2 separate regions of the Mus musculus genome follow, and region 1 is linked to region 2. The links are chromatin loops, found by intact Hi-C in ENCODE. Cell type or tissue: heart. All regions are shown on one strand.

Evidence for each region. Peaks named below come from ENCODE experiments on the same cell type or tissue, not always from the same donor. Only the 100,000 strongest peaks of a DNase experiment are listed, where the experiment ranks them.
Region 1: a loop joins it to region 2, with 2.9 times the contacts of the local background. A loop is called at or near these places in 1 of 42 quality-filtered maps.

What each region holds. Positions count from the first base shown.
Region 1 is chr14:47,274,594-47,278,593 of GRCm38, reverse strand. It overlaps Wdhd1 (WD repeat and HMG-box DNA binding protein 1), which reads left to right and starts at 1,737. Exons shown (of 25, transcript NM_001360532.1): 1 at 1,737-2,073; 2 at 3,739-3,850. The coding sequence starts at 1,997. Socs4 (suppressor of cytokine signaling 4) reads right to left here and starts at 1,674. Exons shown (of 2, transcript NM_080843.3): 1 at 1,373-1,674. In heart, CTCF peaks have their summits at 1,458 and 1,658; a DNase peak (open chromatin) is centred at 1,653; H3K4me3 peaks cover 3,443 bases; H3K27ac peaks cover 2,401 bases.
Region 2 is chr14:47,416,046-47,420,045 of GRCm38, reverse strand. Dlgap5 (DLG associated protein 5) reads left to right here and starts at 1,639. Exons shown (of 19, transcript NM_144553.2): 1 at 1,639-1,937; 2 at 3,475-3,710. The coding sequence starts at 3,476. It also overlaps the pseudogene Gm8353. In heart, a CTCF peak has its summit at 2,147 (motif pointing left); a DNase peak (open chromatin) is centred at 1,755; H3K4me3 peaks cover 1,874 bases; H3K27ac peaks cover 1,856 bases.

The sequences.
Region 1 (4,000 bases), 140 kb after region 2:
ACATGAGGCCTTAATAGTTTTAGACTTCCACGAGTATCTTCTATGTACTTCAATAATTTGGTGGAACTAAGTATCACCTCTACTTTAGAGGTGAGAAATCTGACAATCAGGAAAATAAAGACACACACTCACACTCAAGGTCATACAACAGGTTAGAGTTAAAATTAAAAACGAAACTGTTTAATCATCAGGCTTAAGCTTATTCATACCTGGGAAATCAGCAAAGGAAATATTATCTTAACCTGTCAATACTGACTTGGTTGTTAGGGCAGAGAGAGCGGGCAGGTGTGCTGACATCATTCATAGTTCTAAAATCAAATGGTATCACAGGCACTGTCTAAAGTATTTACATCAATAACTCTTGTTCCCACTTGCAAGTTTCTGAATGGTGAGCTCTGAAAAGCATTACTCTGAAATCCCATTACAATATATTCAATATATAGATGAGTATCATCAGCTCAACTTGAACCTCACACTGTACCTACTCATTTTTATTGTCCAGGTACTGGGCAAAAGAATTATAAATTGGCCTGTCTAAAAACAATAATTTCAAAATAAAAGTAAGTTACTCAAAAGTCATTGTCTCAGGTGCCTTTATTCTTGTGGGAAATTAACAATAGGGTTTTGTTTTGTTTTTTAAAAAAGAATCTCAGATTCTACTTGAGCCAACTACTCTTCCTTTTTATTCATATACAAATCTGAGTGTCTTTTTGGAACCCAGGTTCTTAGAAATGCCTTACAAAATGCCACCATAGCAAGAATACCACGGTTTGAGTAATAACTAAGCTTGCAATTTTTTTAATAAGTTATCTAGATCTACCTCTGTAGAGTTTTCCGGTAATAAAAATAAGTCTGACTGAAACTGTACAGTGGGTACCACAAAAACGCCGTCAAAGCCCCAATTATCACCGAAAATCATAATTTTCAACAGACCAATTTATTAATATGGAGAACGTGAAGAAACAAGAAAAGCATAAACTTAACGGGCCAAGACCTGACTTAGTAGAGGATGTGTTATCGACTGCCACGATGAACAGAAACCTGTAACAATACAAATTAGACCTCTCCTTTTAGATCTAAAAGCAGTTTGGTAAACTTTGGTCGGAACTAAATAGAAAACCCAAGTTAACTCTCTTTAGCATTATTTAGCTAGAGTCGCAAGAAACAAGAATCAGTCCATCCTTTATTACCACAGAAATGACAAAGTTGAGGGCACGAAGGGCGTGAAGAATAAAGGCTTGCCAAGGTCTGTCCCTAACCCGGTCCCGAGGAGCTCGATCGGTTCAAGGAGGCGACTACGGTGGCTCGGGAGGAGATCCTGAAAGGGCAGGCGTCAAACCCCAGCCCTCGCCGCCACCCTTCCCCCTCTCACCTCTCCGAGCTCAGCTCAAGCGGAGCTGTCCGAGCGCCTGCCGCCATCACCACCGCCATCACCCGGCGCTCGCTCAAGCGCGGAAGAGAGGCCCGGCCACTCCCGCTCCTCGTGCGGCTCCCGCCAGGCGGAGGCCTGGCTGTCAGCCCCCGCCCCGGCTCCACGGTCAGCCCAGAGTCAGACTTGCCGCTGCCTCCGCCTGCTCTCCAGGGACCGCCGCCACTTCCGGGTTCGGCTCCCACCTTTTCTTTCAGAGCGGCCCCAGCCACCAGCTCTCGGCTTCGAGGCGGCGCGCTTCTGACGCCACCACCCGGCGACCTCGGGCCGGACCTGGGCTGGGCGGCGGCGGGCCGCGCATGCGCACAGGGCGAGCGCGCCAGAGCGCGGGAAGCGGCTCCGTGCTTCCATCAGAGCAGACGCTGGTGCACACCGCTTGCTCCTCGCCCCCGCTGCCCGTGCTTGCAGAGGGGAAAGCTTGTCATCTCCCGGGCGTGTGTGACATACCTTCCGCTGCATCGTGCTGTGGCTCCTCGGGTGAGGGAAACAGGACTGCACGGCGCGGAGAGGACGATCGCCCTACTGAAAAAAATACCAGTTCTTACAAAACGGCTCAGGTAGGGAAAGATGCCGGCCACACAGAAGCCCATGAGGTACGGACATACGGAAGGGCACACCGAAGTCTGCTTTGATGATTCTGGAAGGTAAGCGTCTTTGGAAACAAAGGACGGGTCCAGCGTGAATGTTAGCCGTCATTCTCGGTATGGACAGCCGGTCGAAGATGACCGATGCGGAGGGACAGAGGAAGGAATAAACAAGGAGCGCCTCTGCCCTGAGGCTTGTTTGCTTTGAACTGTCGTGGCACTTCTAGGACCTCACGAAAATTAAAATCCTTTACCCAGAGGAGTGCCTTCCCGCCACTCACGTCCTCATTCGGTGTCATGTTTATTTTATGAGACAGTTAAGCATCAGCAGTTGCTGTAAATTGCAATGACTGTCGTGCCCAGGAGATGGAATTTTGCAGCTTCCTCTTTCACAGTGTCCCCTGTGTACTAGAGGACATAATGTAAATGTCTAGTTTAGGGCTCAATACTGAGAAGTCGCTTCTTGTCAGCACCTTGTGCGGTCATGAGGCTCTACAATCACCACCATTTACTGGAAATAGAGGCTTCTCTAATTCTTTCTTTCTTTCTTTTTTTTTTTTTTGGTTTTTCGAGACAGAGTTTCTCTGTATAGCTCTGGCTGTCCTGGAACTCACTCTGTAGACCAGGCTGGCCTCGAACTCAGAAATTCGCCTGCCTCTGCCTCCCAAGTGCTGGGATTAAAGGCGTGCTCCAGGCCGGCTGAGGCTTCCCTAATAAAGGCTGAGGGTAGCATTTGAAATGTACATAAATATTTAGACAGCAGTTTGAGGTTATGCAATTTAGCTATGCAGTAGTGTACCCCCTAGGGCCTGAGACCTCCCCTTGCTATGGGCTTTTGAAAGGGTTTACCTACCAAGAATGGGTTCCCCTTTGTGGAATAGACCTTAAATCCAAAAAGCACTTGGTTACCCCTATAGCAGCCATGTCACGCATGCCCACTCAAGTGGACCATTCTTGCCTAGAAGCTGGTGTCCTAGTGAGGGCCTCCTAAAGCACAGGCTGGTCTCCAACTTAACGTGTAGCTGAGGCTGCCTCTGCCTGGCAAGCACGGAGATTACAGGCAGGGCTACTACACTGATGAACACTTTCCTATGACCCCCTTTGGGTTTTCCAATTTGGGAGTTAATCTTTTTTTTCTTCTAAACATTTATTTTATTCATATTCCTTCCTTCCCTCTCTCCTTCCCTTCCTTTTCTTTCCTTCCTTTTTTTATCTTTTTTTTTTTTTTGCCATTAGCCCTCTACTGTTTTTATTTAATTTGCACTTTTATGTGTCCAGATAGGACATAAACAGAATGAACAAAAGCACTTAGGCGATGAGAAGTTTGAAAAACAAGCAATAACCTATTCACATGGCTATTTTAATAATTTTTGGGGTACTCGTTGAGCTCATATATTCAGACATTGGTTATAGTCTCTGTGTGTCCCGAGCTGGTACTGGGGATGTGATGGTGGCTGAGCAGACACAGTCCTTGCTGTTGCAGAAATCATGTGCTCGTCTTTCTCTCACGTTATTACCAAGAAATAATTTTATGCCAAGGAAGAGCCGCAGAGAACATTAAACTCATCTCCGTTTTATAGAATGGAAGCTAAGAGTCTGCTATTGATGTTTATATGGAAAAGAATTCACTAATGTCTTGATTTTTGTTTGAAAATATAGAAAAGTAGCATTTCCTGAAGAGTTCCTGGAACTGGGTGACATTTAAAATGTGTATGTCCTTCACAGCTATATTGTGACTTGTGGCAGTGATGGTGATGTGAGGATGTGGGAAGACTTGGACGACGATGACCCTAAGTCCGTTAATGTTGGAGAAAAGGCATTTTCATGTGCTTTGAAGGTACTTATTTCAGTTGCTGTGAAGAAATGATGGGCATGTGTCTTTTATGCTTAGGTGGAAAAATTATATAAAATATAAATTTCTCCTTGCTGCACTACAACTCTATTACTTCACAACCCAGGAGGGGAAAAGTCAGAGATCTAAGGTGGC
Region 2 (4,000 bases):
CGGAAGCAGAACTAACTGCTCAAGCCCTTGAGAAAGGCCAAGAAGGAGGCGCCACCTATGGAGAAGCCCGAGGTGGTGAAGACAAACCTGAGGGGACATGATCATCCTGCCCAAAATGGTGGGCAGCATGGTGGGCGTGTACAATGGCAAGACCTTCAACTAGGTGGAGCTCAAACCAGAGATGATAGGCCACTACCTGGGCGAGTTCTCCATCACCTACAAACCTGTGAAGCACGGCCGCCGCCCGGGATCGGTGCCACCCACTCCTCCCGATTCACTCCCCTCAAGTAGCCGAGGCCAATAGAGACTCAGTTTTGGGTCCCTGGGTGGTGGTGGTGGGTTAAGATTTATTTTGTTTTCTGCCTATGAGTGTTTTGCCCACAGAGGTCAGAATGTGATGGATCTTTTAGAACTGGAGTTACAGAGAGTTGTGAGCCACCACGTGGGTGCCTGGGTTTTCTGCCAGGGCAAGAAAGTGCTCTCAACTGCCAAGCAACTCTCCAGCCCCCAGTCTCAGCTATTTTAAAACAACAGTGAAACCCAAACAGGAACCACATTGTCACACACTGTTACTACGTCTTAAGGTGTCTTTTAACACCTTACAAGAACAGGTTTGTTTCCTGCAAACCATGTTTTTCAACCTATGCTGAACTTGTGACCCCATGATGTACGCCCACCCCTTTGCCTTGTTAAGTTCCTGAACACCTGTGATGACTCCCCTTCCACATGCTGTGTTCTTGCATTTATCTACCCCATAGGTAGCCTTGAACCCCGAGTGGCTCACTCTCCCGCTGGCCCAGATGCTAAAGGCACTAAGAGTCAGTTATCTCCAACGGCTCTTTTTTTTTTTTTTTTTTTTTTTTTTTTAGCAACCCTGACCCATTCCCATAAAAAGAACCTCAAAAGCCAGTGAGGGGCTGCTCTCTGAAATCTCCACTTTGGGAGACCGCAGCTGGCTGGCCAGTTTGCTTTAATCAGATATAGCTTGCTTTAATCAGCCACTCGCGAAATTGGTGTTTCTTTCCCCCATCAGATCTAACATAACCATGAATATTATGTCAGTTACCTATCTTCATCTTTCTCTTTGTATGTCCCAGAGGTCTCAGTGCTGCTATAGAGCTGCAGGCAGCTGGTCCTCTTTCCCAAGATGTTGGCAGGGAAAAAGCAAAAGCCAAACTTACAAACTCTTTCCTAATTTATCTTCCCGGTGTCTACTGGATACCGATCAGTCTACAAACACATGGTCAGCACAGCTGTCCTGGCCCAGGCGTTTTTGTTTTCTTGATATCTCATGGGATGTGTGCCTTCGTTTATGTGTCTGTTAGAAATCTCAGTTGATTTCTAAGGCAGACGTTAATTTTGCCTTAGAAAAGAAGGAGAAATGGAATAAATGATCTCGTTTAACTTAAAACCTTTGCCTTTTTTTAGCGTGGATGCTCAGCCCGTAATCCCAGCAGCACTCAGTGACAGGCAGGAGCATCTCGGTGAGTTCGAGGCCAGCCTTGTCTACATAGTGAGTTCCCAGACATAGTGAGACCTTGTCTTAAAAACCAAAACAAACAAACAAACAAACAAACACGTTTAAAAGGAAAGAAGAAAACCGGCCTGAAGAGCCAACAAGTGCGGCCCGCCCCACTGAGTTTATAGTGTGTCGCTGCCACGCCTAGCGGGTTTACCGCCTCCCTCCTCCCCCTCGCCCTCCCGCTCCCAACCCTTTGCCTTCCAAACAATTTAAATGTCGCACAGAACCAACCTATCGCAAGCCTCGTTCGAGGGGAAGGGGCGGGAGCTTCCGGAAGTGTTGGCAAAAGTCCCTCCAATCAGCGGCTGGCAGCGGGAAATTTCAGTTCCGTGAAGGGTCGGTCCGGGAGTTCCTTCTGCGGATCGGTGGAGTTTTCTGTGTTGCGACATTGTTGTGGATCCAGAAACTGCTTCAGGTAAGTGGGATCAAGAGTTCAAGGTCCTCCGTGGCTGCATACCAGCTCGAGAATGGCCTGGGACGAGACTGTCCCGAAAAAATTTAAAAATGGCCTAGGTGAGATGGCTCAACAGTTAGGAAGGAGCACTTGTTTGCAGAGTTAGCTTCCCAGCATCCCACGTAGGGCAGGTCACAAACTCCTTGTAGCTCCAGCGTCAAGAGGTCCGACACCCTCTACTGGACACCAGTATGCATCCACCCCAACACAGAAATAGACATACACATAAACAACAAGAAAAAAAACCTTTGGAAAAAATTGGCATGAAAAATGTAGATTATCCTAAAGCATTGACAGCGTATTAGAGATGAGACTCTACCCGACCTGTATGCTAGTAACCTCCCAAAATAGCCCACAAGTGTCAGTGGATTCTGCTTTTCCTGAAGACGCTGTCATTTCTCTCTAACCTGCTGTAAGTATTAGACGGAGAATCTTAAGATGAGTGCACAGGCAGGGGAGCTGACCTGAGAGGTCCACTTGACCATCACCATGACACAAGCCATTAGAGAAGAAGGACCTCAGTTGAGGAAATGACGACATGAGGTCCAGCTGTAAGGCATTTTCTCAGTTAATGATTAATGGGGAAGGGCCCAGCATCTTGTGGGTGGCAGCCATCCCTGGGCTGCAATCCTTGGTTCTGTAAGAAAGTGAAGCAAGCCAGTAAGAAGGGTCACTCTGTGGCCTCAGCACCAGCTCCTGCCTCCAGGTTCCAGCCTTGCTTGAGTTCCAGTCCTGACTTCCTTTGATGATGAATAGCAAAGTGGAAGTGTGAGCTGAATAAGCCCTTTCCTCCCCAACTTGCTTTTAGGTCATGGTGTTTTGTTGCAGCAATTGACACCCTGTCTAAGACAACCGTGTTAACAAGTTTTGCTTAAACTCTTTCTCTAGTAGTTGTGTTTGACACTTTCTCTCTTTTCCTTTTTTTCTTTTGGTGGGGAGAGGATTAAAACAAGGTTTCACATAGCTCCCACCAGCCTCCTTTGGAGCTGAGACCGACTGACCATGAGCAGGCCCTCTTGTTTTGGTTTTCCGACTGTGGTTGCACAGTATTTATCAGGCCAGCTTTAGCCAGGTGTTAAAGTCACAGGAGTGTGTTCATCACAGTAGGGTGATGCTGCGATGAAGGGTCTAGGTGGGTTTCAGACCTTACTTACTTCCTACTCATAACCCCCAAATAGGCCGTGGTATCTCATCTGTGATGACTTTTCTACTTTCATATCTACTCATATTTTTTCCATTGTGAGTTTTAATATTTTCATTTCAAGGAAGTGCAGAGTGGTGTAGGAGATAGATTGAAGTCTTGATCATTTTTATTAGTTTACTAATTTATCTCTTTGAGAGAATGTTTTACTCTTTAGCCCAGGCTATGCAAAGCTCACATGATTTGCTCGCTTGAGCCTTCTGCCTGCCACAGCCTGACCTGAGATTTTATTTTACTTTTTTTAAATAATAAAATGAAAATCCATTTATGTTGGTGTCTGTTTCTCCTCTTTGGCAGGATGCTGGTGTCACGTTTTGCCAGTCGGTTTCGGAAAGACTCGAGCACTGAGATGGTTAGAACCAACTTGGCTCATAGAAAGTCTCTGTCTCAGAAGGAGAACAGACACAGGGTGTATGAGCGAAACAGACACTTCGGTTTGAAGGACGTCAACATTCCACTGGAAGGGCGAGAGCTTGGTAATATACACGAGACATCGCAAGACCTCTCTCCAGAGAAGGCCAGCTCCAAAACAAGTAAGGAAGGGTCTTTTGTAACTGTAAGTACTTTTGAGACGCAAGGGGTCTGGAGAGATGGCTCAGCAGTTGAGAGTGTTCACTGTTCTTGCAGAGGACCTGGGGTCAGTTCCTAGCATGGTGGTTCGTCTGTAACTCAGGTTTCTGAGGATCCGACTTTGCCGGCTCCTGCATGGGTAAGGTGTGCATACATCCCCTTGGCACACCACATGCAGATAAATAGGAAAAGAGAAACCTGGGAGGGAATTTAAAGGGCTGAACTGATTAAAGGAAATTGTTCTAAATAACTC